Linked DNA regions of Homo sapiens: region 1 is linked to region 2. A link is a contact called in ENCODE Hi-C or POLR2A ChIA-PET data. All regions are on one chromosome and are shown on one strand. The core of a region is the stretch at or near the end of the contact, and the rest is flanking DNA. Distances in the headings are between cores, read along the strand shown.

What was found. Hi-C counts contacts between places; a loop is a spot of excess contacts on that map. ChIA-PET counts read pairs that join two places held with the same protein, here RNA polymerase II (POLR2A). Pooled maps may share reads with other maps.
Region 1: a map of endothelial cell of umbilical vein shows a loop between it and region 2 (2.5-fold over the local background). The contact joins the promoter of SORBS2-AS1 here to the enhancer-like site in region 2. A Hi-C loop is called at or near these places in 1 of 168 maps with a recorded cell type or tissue (endothelial cell of umbilical vein), 1 of 37 single-sample maps with no recorded cell type and 7 of 50 pooled maps. POLR2A ChIA-PET finds 5 or more read pairs at or near these places in 1 of 52 experiments (PC-3).

Annotation. Positions count from the first base shown.
Region 1 is chr4:185,584,934-185,591,114 of GRCh38, forward strand. It overlaps SORBS2-AS1 (SORBS2 antisense RNA 1), which reads left to right and starts at 2,992. Exons shown (of 4, transcript NR_186082.1): 1 at 2,992-3,257; 2 at 4,221-4,296. It overlaps SORBS2 (sorbin and SH3 domain containing 2), which reads right to left. Exons shown (of 27, transcript NM_001395207.1): 26 at 4,746-4,852; 27 at 590-2,755. The coding sequence ends at 2,694. RefSeq lists enhancers at 2,089-3,288, 2,567-2,646.
Region 2 is chr4:185,341,837-185,347,676 of GRCh38, forward strand. It overlaps SNX25 (sorting nexin 25), which reads left to right. Exons shown (of 19, transcript NM_001378034.2): 12 at 140-280; 13 at 4,701-4,814. LOC124900827 (a long non-coding RNA gene) reads right to left here and starts at 151. Exons shown (of 3, transcript XR_007058416.1): 1 at 75-151. RefSeq lists an enhancer at 349-468. Within about 2 kb of position 3,520, at least 3 of the 41 ENCODE cell types and tissues checked have a DNase peak (open chromatin) inside an H3K27ac peak, as active enhancers do; they include endothelial cell of umbilical vein, where a contact is called at or near this core.

The DNA.
Region 1 (6,181 bases), core at 1,742-4,241, 240 kb after region 2:
CATCTTTGATAACCGAGTTGGCAAAAGAGGAATGTCCGTATTTCTGAATATTTAAGAGATAGATATGGAAAAGGGTCAAAACACATAGAGCAAGAAGGGACTAAGGTATATGAGAAAAGATCCAAGCAGGCAAGCTGGCTCTTTCCCATTTGTGTGGCAGAAAGCGGGGACCCCACCGCCACCCATCATTTGAAATTCACTGAAAGCCTGTGGACATTTGCAGAAGCTGCCGAGCCAATGGTGCTGAAGCTGCTTAGGGCAAAGATTTTAAAATTTCAGAGTGTTGAACTGGGAAAGTGCTTACAACTCCTTGTAACTAACCCCTCCTTGGAAAACTAGCTGTTTTGAGGCAGAAATATTTTACAATGTATTGTTTTAACTGAAGGGCAATTTTTAGCCAAAGAACGTTTAGCAAATGAGCTTTGGTGGTGGGTTTAAAAATATTTCTTCTCTGAGCTGATGCTGACACAGCTTTTCTCCATGTTTGTGTTAAAAGAACACACAACAAAATGCATTTTCTCTTAGTTTAACAAGTTGGAATAAAATACACAATTTTTATAAAGATAAATGTCAAGAAGAAAAACTGAAGTATACTTCCAAGCAAAATTTATTAGATGTCTATTCAAGAAAAACACAATGACCTTTGCTTGTAAGAATTCAAAGTCAATTACCTGGAAGCCAGGTATGAATAGTTTTTTCTTTTAAAATCAGATACAGAGAGTAGAAACAGTAATTTTTCTTAAATATGACAGGCAACAGATATTGAAGTCTTTTCTCATAAATGGCATCAAAGAGAATTATTCATTTATCAGCAAAGCTGCATGCAGTTGACTTAATTTCAAACCTGAAGCCTTTAAAATATGAAGCTGGTTATGAACTTGACAGAAATCAAGGTAGGCTACTCAACGATGTTTCTTTACCTTCTTCCTAATGAAATTCCCTTGTCATCAGTCAGTAGATATGTACATTTCATTTGGCTTCTACGATCTTTTAACTTCATAGATTTTTGCATAAATGCTATCTGACAGAATCACACTATCTAGGGGTGCTTGTGATCTGTGAGATAAGGAGAGGCTAGTCTGCTGAAAGTGTTGTCGCAGGATAAAGACCAAATTAGGAAACGCCCCTGTTTTCTCAACAACTAGTCTGTACAAAAAAAGAGCAAACATATGTACAAAATTCTAGAGGCTACGTACATTGTGAAAAGATCAATATCACTGTCCATGAAAGAGATGCCATAAAAAGTTTTATCTGTAAGGTGCTCAAGATCCAAAGATGAACAGTTCTTATGCAAAGTCATAAGAAATACAAAGCTAGTTTTCGGAGCAGGTGTAATTCAGGCACTGTGAACCATATTAAACCTTCCAGGTCCCAATATCATTTTTTAAATTTCTGCTTCAGGGCAGAAAATAAAACCTGAATGATTTAACATTGCTTCTAAAAAGTGCCTAATTTATTCCTAGGAAATATTTTACACACACCAGGAAAATCAGGCTCAACATATTCCTGTCCTCAAATGTAGCCAGGATTCTGAGTTCCATAGAAGAAAAATAATTATTATAGTAAAAATAATTGTAGTAATCCTAATCCTTGCTAAAACCAACTTTAATACTTGTGATGCTTCTGTACTCTATTTCTATAAAATAATGTGTGAGATTCTATTACATTTCCATAAAATGTACAACATATCATATGGATTATATGTTCTCATACAATCTCAAATGTGTATGTGTACACACAGTGAAATCTTACCTACTAGTATTGCTTACAGATACTTTCAGGTGTCTGTTAGAATAATTCTTTGCACCTCTCACTAACACTGCTTTTACTTACATTTTTTCAGATAAATAAAACACTAAGAGCTCATTGTTCATGATGCTGATCATTACATTTTAATATAAAATAGCGATGCAACTTTACAACACAATAGTTTTCCCCTGTAGCCTAGCTCAGCCTCTTGTATTGTCATGATTATTACCGAAGGCTTTTATTTACTTACTGTTTGCACTTCTAAAAAATGCAAACAAATTGCAGAAAAAGACTCCTATTTGAAAACTCACATTCAATCAGCAAAATCACACTCATCCAAATTAACTCGCCTCCTCTTGCTTTAAAGGTTGTAATCACTGTGCATATTACAACATGTATGTGCAGGCAAACAATAGCTAAAGTACAGTTACAGTTGTCATATTGTGTAAACCAAGACACTAGGCAAACTTGTGAAAAGAATACACACTGCCAAGCGAAGAATATGAAAATGCAAACCACAGCATTCCCCAATAAACAATTTTCTGGTCGTCTTGGGGGAGAACATCGCCTGGGGGGAGATGTTGAAATGGAGCCACGAGGCTGGACAGCCTCCTGGAGACACTTTTTTTTTTTTTTTTTGCCTCAAATATTTGACCATTTTTAAATATCATGATTTTTTTCTTTCTGATCCCACATTTTGACGTGTCAAAGCTTAGAGCAGGAAGTAGGAATCCACACTTTCACGGAGGGGGACCAGCCTGCCATGTCGTCCCCAGGCTCACAGCAGCGGCGGCTACTCTGCTGGTGGTTTGGTGGCAGGTGGAGATGGTGACGGCGCATTGGAAACCGTAAGGCATGACAACGGGAGGCCCGCGGGGTGTTTCAGGCGCGTTGACGCAGGTGCATGGCTGGCAGGCGGCCTCTACAGAAGGAGGGAGCGCAATTCACAGCCTCTTGACGTAGTTTCCGGGGAAAGTACCAAAGAATTTGGTTCTTCTTGAGGTCCCTGAAAATAGAAGCGAGTCATGAAAGGGGGGTGACAACGATATCAGTTCATACACATGGGCTTGAATACTTCCCATTTACAAGGCCTCGGAAGACAGCAAGCCCCGAGGGGTTTGGAAAAGAAGGCAGGCAACTCACATGAAGCCCATAGGCAGACAAAATAAGCAGTGTTAGCTGGTTGCCTGACGCTCTCACTGCCCCTCCGGCATAAATGCTGCGCTGCCATCGCGGCAGGCTAAACAGAAATGCTGAGCCTCCCAAGCTAAAGGGAAAGTCAGCCCTGCTGAGGAGGGGGGCGGAGGAGCTCAGTCACTGAGGCTGCCACACCAGAGTCGGGGGTGAGGGATCAAGGCGAGGCTGACAGGTGACAGGGTGAGTGGAAAATCCTAAGAGCAAAGCTTCTCAGGGACCAGCAACCCGCGCAACACAGGTGCGACATGAAGACATCATCTGTGGCAGGCTGTCGCTGTTCCAACAGTTTTATCATCTTACAGAAGATCATGGTCAGTGCCACATCATTTATTTAAAAACAGCACTGCCAGAGTCCTTCATCGAGTATACAATTTTTCAACAATTTACAAATCATTAATGAAAAAAAGGATTAAGCACTATTTGTGTGTGGGAGTTCTATCAGTGGCATGATTTTTAACATGGTGTGTGTTTAACCACACGCACAAATGGCTATCATAATTATGTTCGCCTCTGGTTTCAAATAATGTAATTCCTTGGACACTTCTTGTAAAAGTTGGTGCACTAAATTGCTAAATTCTTCTTTAGGCAGCGCAGATGGACCGGATAAGGGTCTCTCAAGCTTCATCTGTCTCCTATATCCTGGCACTTACTGCCTTGGTTTGATGGCTGTTTTTCTTTTTCCTTGGCTAGGCAAGCCATTTTACGTTTCTCCTCCCTCCTCCTCCTCCCTCCTCCTCCTCCTCCTTGTTTTTGAGATGGAGTTTCGCTCTTGTCGCCCAGGCTGGAGTGCAGTGGCATGATCTCGGCTCACTGCAACCTCTGCCTCTTGGGTTCAAGCAATTCTCCTGCCTTAGCCTCCTGAGTGGCTGGGATTACAGGCACCTGCCACCAAGCCCAGCTGATTATTGTACTTTTGGTAGATACGGGGTTTCACCATGTTGACCAGGCTGGCCTCGAACTCCTGGCCTCAGGTAATCCACCCGCCTCGGCCTCCCAAAGTGCTAGAATTACAGGCATGAGCCACCGCACCCGGCCTTTTTTTCTTCTTTTAATGGAAATAAAATCAGAGGCTTGTGGCCGCACCAGGGCCTCAATTCTTTCATGATTTTGCCACCGATGGATGTCTAGAGTGAGCCCTCCTCTCCTCTCACCTTTCCTCTCTTCCATTCTCTGCCCTGCAGCCTGTGTTTCCTTTTCACCTCTTTCTGTGGCCCAGTGTAAAATACTTTTGTCTACAAATGTTTTCCCAGAAGACCTCTCGTCTTTTTTTTTAGGATGGTAAAGATGAAGTTGCCTTTTAAGTGGGAAGAATGGAACGTCTCTCTGCTTCCACCACAAACTAAAGTTAAGGTGAGTCACTGAATGTTCGGGCATCTACGTCAGACCTAGGAAACGGGAGAGCTGTTCACTTAATCTCACTCCCTCTGAAATTAGATTCTCACTGTGGACAACTAACATTTTCCACAGCACAGAGCGTTGATATTTCTCTTCTGGGGACCATTTGTTGTTGTTGTTCTTAGATCTCAATCTTTCCTGGTTTTTGCTATTTAAAGAAATTGTCTTCTCTCAGTTGAGTTGGAAATAAAGCTCGCAGAAAATCACACATAGCTGAAGCAGTGAATACTAAACTATATTAAAAATGCAATAGCCTTGGGATTACATTGTGCATATGAATGTCTGAAAGATCAAAGGCATTACGAATTCAAAGGAAGCTCGGCCATCACAGCAAACCACGGGAGTGAGCAAACTCAAGCAAATTACAAAATAGCCGAAGGTGCCTGAGGAAGAAGCGCACATACCCACAAACCAGCCGTCATCACACTTTTCCATGACATCAATGACATCACTTTCTCTGAGCTCCAGCTCATCTTCATTCCTGGGAGTATAGTTATACAGAGCCTGAAACCTTAAACAGGACAAGGGAATGTGTTTAAAAACATCTTGACACCTTCATGAAATATAGAAGATAGAACAATATTCATTCTTCCTTTAACATTCCTATTCTTAACAACATTCTGTTGGGTGGTACAAGCCTGGTAAGCATGTAAATAGCATTCTATTGGATGGTACAAGCCTGGTAAGCAGGTACATAGCAATATGTAGATCTTCACAGGCATTAGAACACTCTAACAACATTTTGAAACTCACGAGGAATATCCATGAAAATTGTAACATTCATAAATTGGATTAAAATATGTCAACATGTATAAGTCAGACCCGCATTTCAGTTGTCCAGCCATCTAACGTCTATCATTTAGACATTAAATAATAGTACAAAATATAAAATAAGTGATATTTGTATTATTTAACTGTTTAAAAACAAGAAGGAATCACAATTTTAGCTAGCCATAATCAGAAGCAAATAATGGGGGCTTGAGAATTGAATTTTCAAAGGTTCTAAATGGAGATAGACAAAATGTGTCAGACATGTCTTTTTAATCACTCTGTGTGAATTACTATACAAAGGAAAATTATTTTTTTTACTAAGAGGAATTCTTTAGATCAGTTTAATGTTATGGTTTGGATCAGTGTTTTCTGAGGATGTAGAATTGGAAGATTTGATGTAATTAGCCTATGAAGTTGAGTAGATGTATTCTATGTGCAGTTATTACTGATTCCATTTCAAGCAGACTATGGACATAAGTCTCTTTTTAAAATGAGTCCCAGAAAAATTGTATTTGATTTTAAAACTCTCTCTTGAAATAATTTTATATAAAAAAGAATTATTGATAGAATGCTATCACTTTCCTTTCCCGGCCTGAATTCTTTGACAGCATATACTGTGGTGGAAATTGATCAATAATGAATTCAGACACTGAATTTGTGGTAAGAAAACACCATACATTATAATAAATAGTAACATGGGCTGGTGTTTTTGGAAAATGAAGGCGAAATTACTGTAGCTGAGAAGGTCAAGAAGAATTTGATAGGCAGTTAACATGAAAACTTCTTCATAATAGTACTAAAATATTACCAGTACTGTGAGGGGGTTTTTAAAAATTGGGAATTTGTTTCTGCTGCTTTCTGTAACAGTCATGTCATTCTGCTAATGTGAGAAAATAATTACCACTTTCTAGGGTATTTTAGATTTTTTCATGCCAACTTAAAAAAGTTGATAATCTTGACTACCGCTCCGGAACAAGAATGATTTATTTTTAATTACTTTATGAGTCAGAAAATAATATTTTGGTAGAACAAAACTATTCTATCATTTAAACTCAAATCTTATGTCATT
Region 2 (5,840 bases), core at 2,270-4,769:
CTATAATATTCACAGTTCCAGGGATCCTGCAAGGTACATCACGGGGAGGGAAATCTCCTTAGGGGGACACTTACAGATCTTCCTTCTGCATCCATTCACCATGCTTTTTGTAAGTATCGATTTTGATGTTTTCCCCAAGGTTACAGAAGAGAATGGTGAGCAATTGCCATGTTACTTTGTCATGGTAAGCCTACAAGAAGTTGGAGGAGTTGAAACTAAGAACTGGACGGTCCCCAGAAGGCTCAGCGAGTTTCAGAATTTACACCGGAAACTCAGTGAGGTATGAATACTCATGAACGCAGTATTCTAGAATTACTGCACAAGAGCTCATTTCAATTTTACACATAAGAAAGCTGATTAATCTTCTTCCTTTGCTGTTGATACTGGCACAGTGGCATTTTCATCCTGACATTTGGAAATTTACTCATAGATCAAACCATCTAGTCTAGCCTAAGTCCATCAGGACAGATAACGGTCTGATTTTCATTGTAAATTGCCAGAGAACCCTAGAGCTGGAAGAGACCTAAGGATCACCTAGGTATCTCACAACTGGCAGCTGCCGATTGTGATATCTTGATGGTAGTGAAATCAGTTGTGAGTTGCAGCAGTAGAAAGAATGAGCTGCATTGGATTCTATCACATATACAAGGGAGGCAGTAAGGTGCGGTGCTTGGAGGATTCTATCACATATACAAGGGAGGCAGTAAGGTGCGGTGCTTGGAGGATTCTGTCACATACACAAGAGAGGCAGTAAGGCGCGGTGCTTGGAGGATTCTATCACATATACAAGGGAGGCATTAAGGCGCGGTGCTTGGAGGATTCTGTCACATACACAAGGGAGGCATTAAGGCGCGGTGCTTGGAGGATTCTATCACATACACAAGGGAGGCAGTAAGGTGCGGTGCTTGGAGGATTCTATCACATATACAAGGGAGGCAGTAAGGTGCGGTGCTTGGAGCACAGCCTCTAGAACCAGACTGCTCAGCTCTGACTCTCAGCTCTACTCTTCATGGCTGTGTGACCTGGAATTTATTTATTTATTTATCTATTTATTTTTATATATATATTTTTTGAGACGGAGTCCTGCTCTGTCGCCCAGGCTGGAGTCCAGTGGCGTGATGTCAGCTCACTGCAACCTCCGCCTCCCAGGTTCAAGCGATTCTCCTGCCTCAGCCTCCCGAGTAGCTGGGATTACAGGCATGTGCCACCACACCCGGCTAATTTTTGTATTTTTAGCAGAGACGGGGTTTCACCATGTTGGCCAGGCTGGTCTCGAACTCCTGACCTCGGGTGATCCACCCACCTCGGCCTTACAAAGAGCTAGGATTATAGATGTGAGCCACCTTGCCCAGCTGACCTGGGATTTATCACTCACTTGCTTTTTGTCTCTTTTTCATCAGTGAAAACGAATACTAATAGTGCCTACCTTATGGGGTTGTTATGAGAATTAAGGGAATATATGTATATAAAGCATTTATAAGAATGTGTGGCACATAGTAAACATCATTGTGTTTTTTGGTAGTAGCAGTAGTAATGAGCATTGTTTCATAGACCTTTGGTTTCAGTTTTATTTATGTATATGTATATATGTATGTGCATTATGGATTGCAATGTAGCATGCATTTCCTACTGTGAGTTTCAGTTAAAATGTTTGAAAGCCACTAATCTAGGTTAATTCTTTTATTTGAGAGAGGAGGGAAACCGATCCCAGAGCTTAACTGACTTGTCATAGGACATGTACATAGTGGCTAAATCAAGATTATTAATGGAATCTTACTTTTAGATTATTCTTCCTACTTTTCCTCAGGAATTGCCATCTTCTCTAATTCTCCTTCTACTATGGGTCATTGCCTTTTTTCCCCAGCAGTGAACAGTTCTTCAATTATTTCTACTTGAATTTAGGTCCATTTTTCTCTTGCTTAGCGTGAACTGATACTGGTGAAACTATAACTGTCAAAGGGTCCAGCTGCTTGCTGCTTGTAGAAAGAAGCCATCATAATAATAACAAGAGTGAGGCGTGACAAAAAGAGAGTGAGATTTTACTATCCATGCTAGCAAGGGGAGGAGTGGGCAAAATTCTTTCTAAAACTTTCCACCCTCAGCCAGGCATGTTGGCTCACGCCTGTAATCCCAGCACTTTGGAAGGCCGAAGTGGGCGGGTCCCTTGAGGTCAGGAGTTCGAGACCAGCCAGGCCAACATGGTGAAACCCCCATCTCTACTAAAAATACAAAAAATTAGTTGGGTGTGGTGGTGCACGCTTGTAGTCTCAGTTTCTCAAGAGGCTGAGGCAAAAGAATCACTTGAACCTGGGAGGCGGAGGTTGCAGTGAGTCAGGATCATATCACTCCACTCCAGCCTTGGCAACAGAGCAGGATTCCATTCCAAAAAATAAAAATAAAAATTTCCAGCCTTCAACTGTGGAGGGAACCCAGGGGATTTTAAAGAGAGGGTTTGGAATGCAGAAGAGGCAGCAGGTCTAGGGAGTGTCAGATGGTGTGATCTGCCCTGATGGCTCGTCTTGAATTATTGTTCCATCTGGTGAAGCATCCGGCGCCACTGTGGCCAGAGGTGTCTGGTCCGTATCAGGATCTGGCCCTTGAAGCTTCTAAGGAAATAGATGACCAGATAAGGAGCGTGGTGTGCGCTTAACAAGCATGTGGGTAAATCAGTGTGCATAAAGCATGGGAGCACGGGATGGGGAAAGAAAGGGAGTGGAGGTTCACAGCAGATGCCCAGGCTGTATTTCAGAATGAAAGGAAACACATACGCAGCCTGTCTCAAAGTTACATCTTGAGATTAAGGAGGAAGGAGGAAGGAAAACAAAGTTTGAAAACACGGTTTGAAGCCACGCTGCTCCTTTACAAAACCTCATGGGCACCTCTCAGACTCCTCTTCTATGAATGAAATGTGTCTCTTTTCTTTAACCTTGTCTCCAGAGTGATTTTTTAACCTGTTTTCATCACTACATACTATAATTTCTTCAACTGCTTTTTAAGGATAGTGACCCAAACTGAATGTCATGCATGCTACATTTCTCAGATGGCCTTTGGTCACCTTAGCACTGTGGAAAGCAAAAATTTGTCTCAGTATAACAATGAATTTTCCCCAGAGTTGTTGAGTAAAATTGATACTACAGAAAAATGTGTTGTTTTCTCTGTGGAAAAACTATTGTGAAACCAAAGTTTGTATCAAAACAGGAGGAAAAAGAGTTGAGGGAAAATTTTGAAATGAAATGTCTTTGGAAGGTAGAATTTACTTAGACAATCAAAACAATTAGATGGAAGCATTAAAAGAAACAAACATGAAAGTCCATGCCCGTCCTCTTTGTCATCTTTCCTCGTCTGTGGACTGATGGCTGGGCTATTCTCTTACCCCTGCCCTTTCCTACGGTGTGAGTTTTCCTGTTGTGAGAACCCTTCCTGTCGACAGCTGTGACAGGAAGTACCTTTTTGGGTACTTAGTGATTTTAGTCTTCCCTTCCAACTCTCACTGCCTGTTTCATTTCTCTGAAATTTCACAGAGCTGTTGTAAGCATGAAATAACACATGCTATGCTTCTAGCACAGTGTCTGGTAGAAGGGAGGACTTAATCCACAAAGGGTGCGCTCTTCGTACTATGAATATATTTTGTTAATATACTTACAATCTACAGTTTGCCACTGAGAGGCAGTAATAAGGCCAGGAGTGGTGACTCATGCCTGTAATTCCAGCACTTTGGGAGGCTGAGGCAGGAGGATCGCTTGTATCCAGGAGTTTGAGACTGGCCTGGACAACATAGACTTCGCCTCTACAAAAAATTTAAAAATTAGCCAGGCATGGTGGTGCATGCTTGTAGTCCCAGCTACTTGGGAGGCTGAAGTGGGAGAATCGCTTGAGCCTGGGAGATCAAGGCTGCCATGAGCCATGATCACGCCACTGCACTCAGCCTGGGTGGCAGACTGAGACCCTGTTTCAAAAAAAAAAAGGAAAGAAATGCAGTAATAGAGCTACAACCCAAGTTTTCTTTGTTCCCATTGTTTTCTTTTCTTTTTATTTTTTTTTGACTGGGTCTCACTCTGTCTCCCAGGCCCAAGTGCAGTGGTGCAACATCAGCTCACTGCAGCCTCCACCTCCTGGGTTCAAACGATTCTCCTGCCTCAGCCTCCCCAGTAGCTGGGATTACAAGCATGTGCCATCACGCCAGGCTAATTTTTTGTATTTTTAGTAGAGGCAGGGTTTCACCATGTTGATCAGGCTGGTCTTGAACTCCTGACCTCATGTGATCCAGCTTCCTTGGCCTCCCAAAGTGTTGGGATTACAGGCGTGAGCCACCACGCCCGGCCATTTTCTATTGTTAACTTTAGCTTTTTACAGAGATGTTAAAAACACAACACCTTCTAGTTGAAAAACTTTCTGTGAGCCAGGTTTCCATTTGTCACATCATGTGCCACCCTGCGTGGTGTGCAGATCCCTCGTACCAGCCTGGCCTTGTGACTTCCCAGCTCCCGGGGATCTGTAGGTTTGGGGATGTGCTTTAGTTTTTTCCATCAAAGTTTCCGTTCCTCCCAATTCTTCGAGCCTCATTAAGATGGGTAGGTTTTCACCTCAGAGGAACAAGTACAGGAGGAGGATATTTGTTTTGTTCTAATTGTTATTCTAAATCTTTTTTAAGATTAAAATGTAATTTCAAAATACTAACATTTCATTTTTTCCCCCCACAGTGCGTCCCTTCTTTAAAAAAAGTCCAGTTGCCTTCTCTTAGCAAGCTGCCTTTCAAATCTATAGATCAAAAGTTTATGGAAAAGTCGAAGAATCAATTAAATAAGTTTTTACAGGTAAGCAAGTGAAAAATGTGGGATATGAGAGAAAAAATTAGTTATTTAGGGTTAAACTGTCATCATTCTACGAGCTTGGTAGTTTGCTTTTTGTTCTCACAAGCCATGCTAGATGCTAAAAAAATATCTTGGGTGTTTTTTTTAATTAAAGGAAAATACACATATAAAAATACACGTAAGTGTATAACTGTCTCCGTTTCACAAACTGAACACACCCATGTAACCAGCACCCAGTCCAATGCACTGGTTATCACCAGCAGCCCCCAGCTTCCTCCCATCGCTGCAGCCCCTCTAAAGGCAACTGCTGTCCCGACTTCCAGCACCATAGATCAGTTACAGTTGTCTTTCAACTTTATATAAATGGAACCGTATAGTGTGAATTCCTTCGTTTCTGACTTCTTTCACTCATTATGTTCATAGGACTCATCCATCCTGTCATCTTAGTTGTAGATGATTCATTTTCGTTGCTGTGAGAGGTTTTCATCGTGTGAATACACTGCATTCCAAATTCATTCCGTTGTTGATGAGCCTTTGGCTCCTTTCCACTCTGAGGCTTTTACAAAGGGTGCTTATATAAACGTCTAGTACTTGTCTTTTGACAAATATCTGTCGGCTGATGCCCAGAGATTAGGATTTCTCCATTTTTCTTCATGGTCACAGCAGTTTTATACTCTCCCCAGCAGTGTGTAAGGGTTCTGATTGCTCCACATCCTCACCAACACTTATCTTTTGCGTTTTTATTCTTAGCCATTTTGGGTGTAGTAGTATCTCATTGTGTTTGGGGGGTTTGGTGTTTTTTTTTGTTTTCTTTTGTTTTGTTTTGTTTTGTTTTGTTTTGAGACGGAGTTTCGCTCTTGTTGCCCAGGCTGGAGTGCAATGGCGCGATCTTGGCTCACCGTAACCTCTGCCTCCCGGGTTCAAGTGATTCTCCTGCCTAAGCCTCCCAAGTAGCTGGGATTACAGGCGCCTGCCACCACGCCTGGCTAATTTTTGTATTTTTAGTAGAGACGGGGTTTCTCCGTGTTG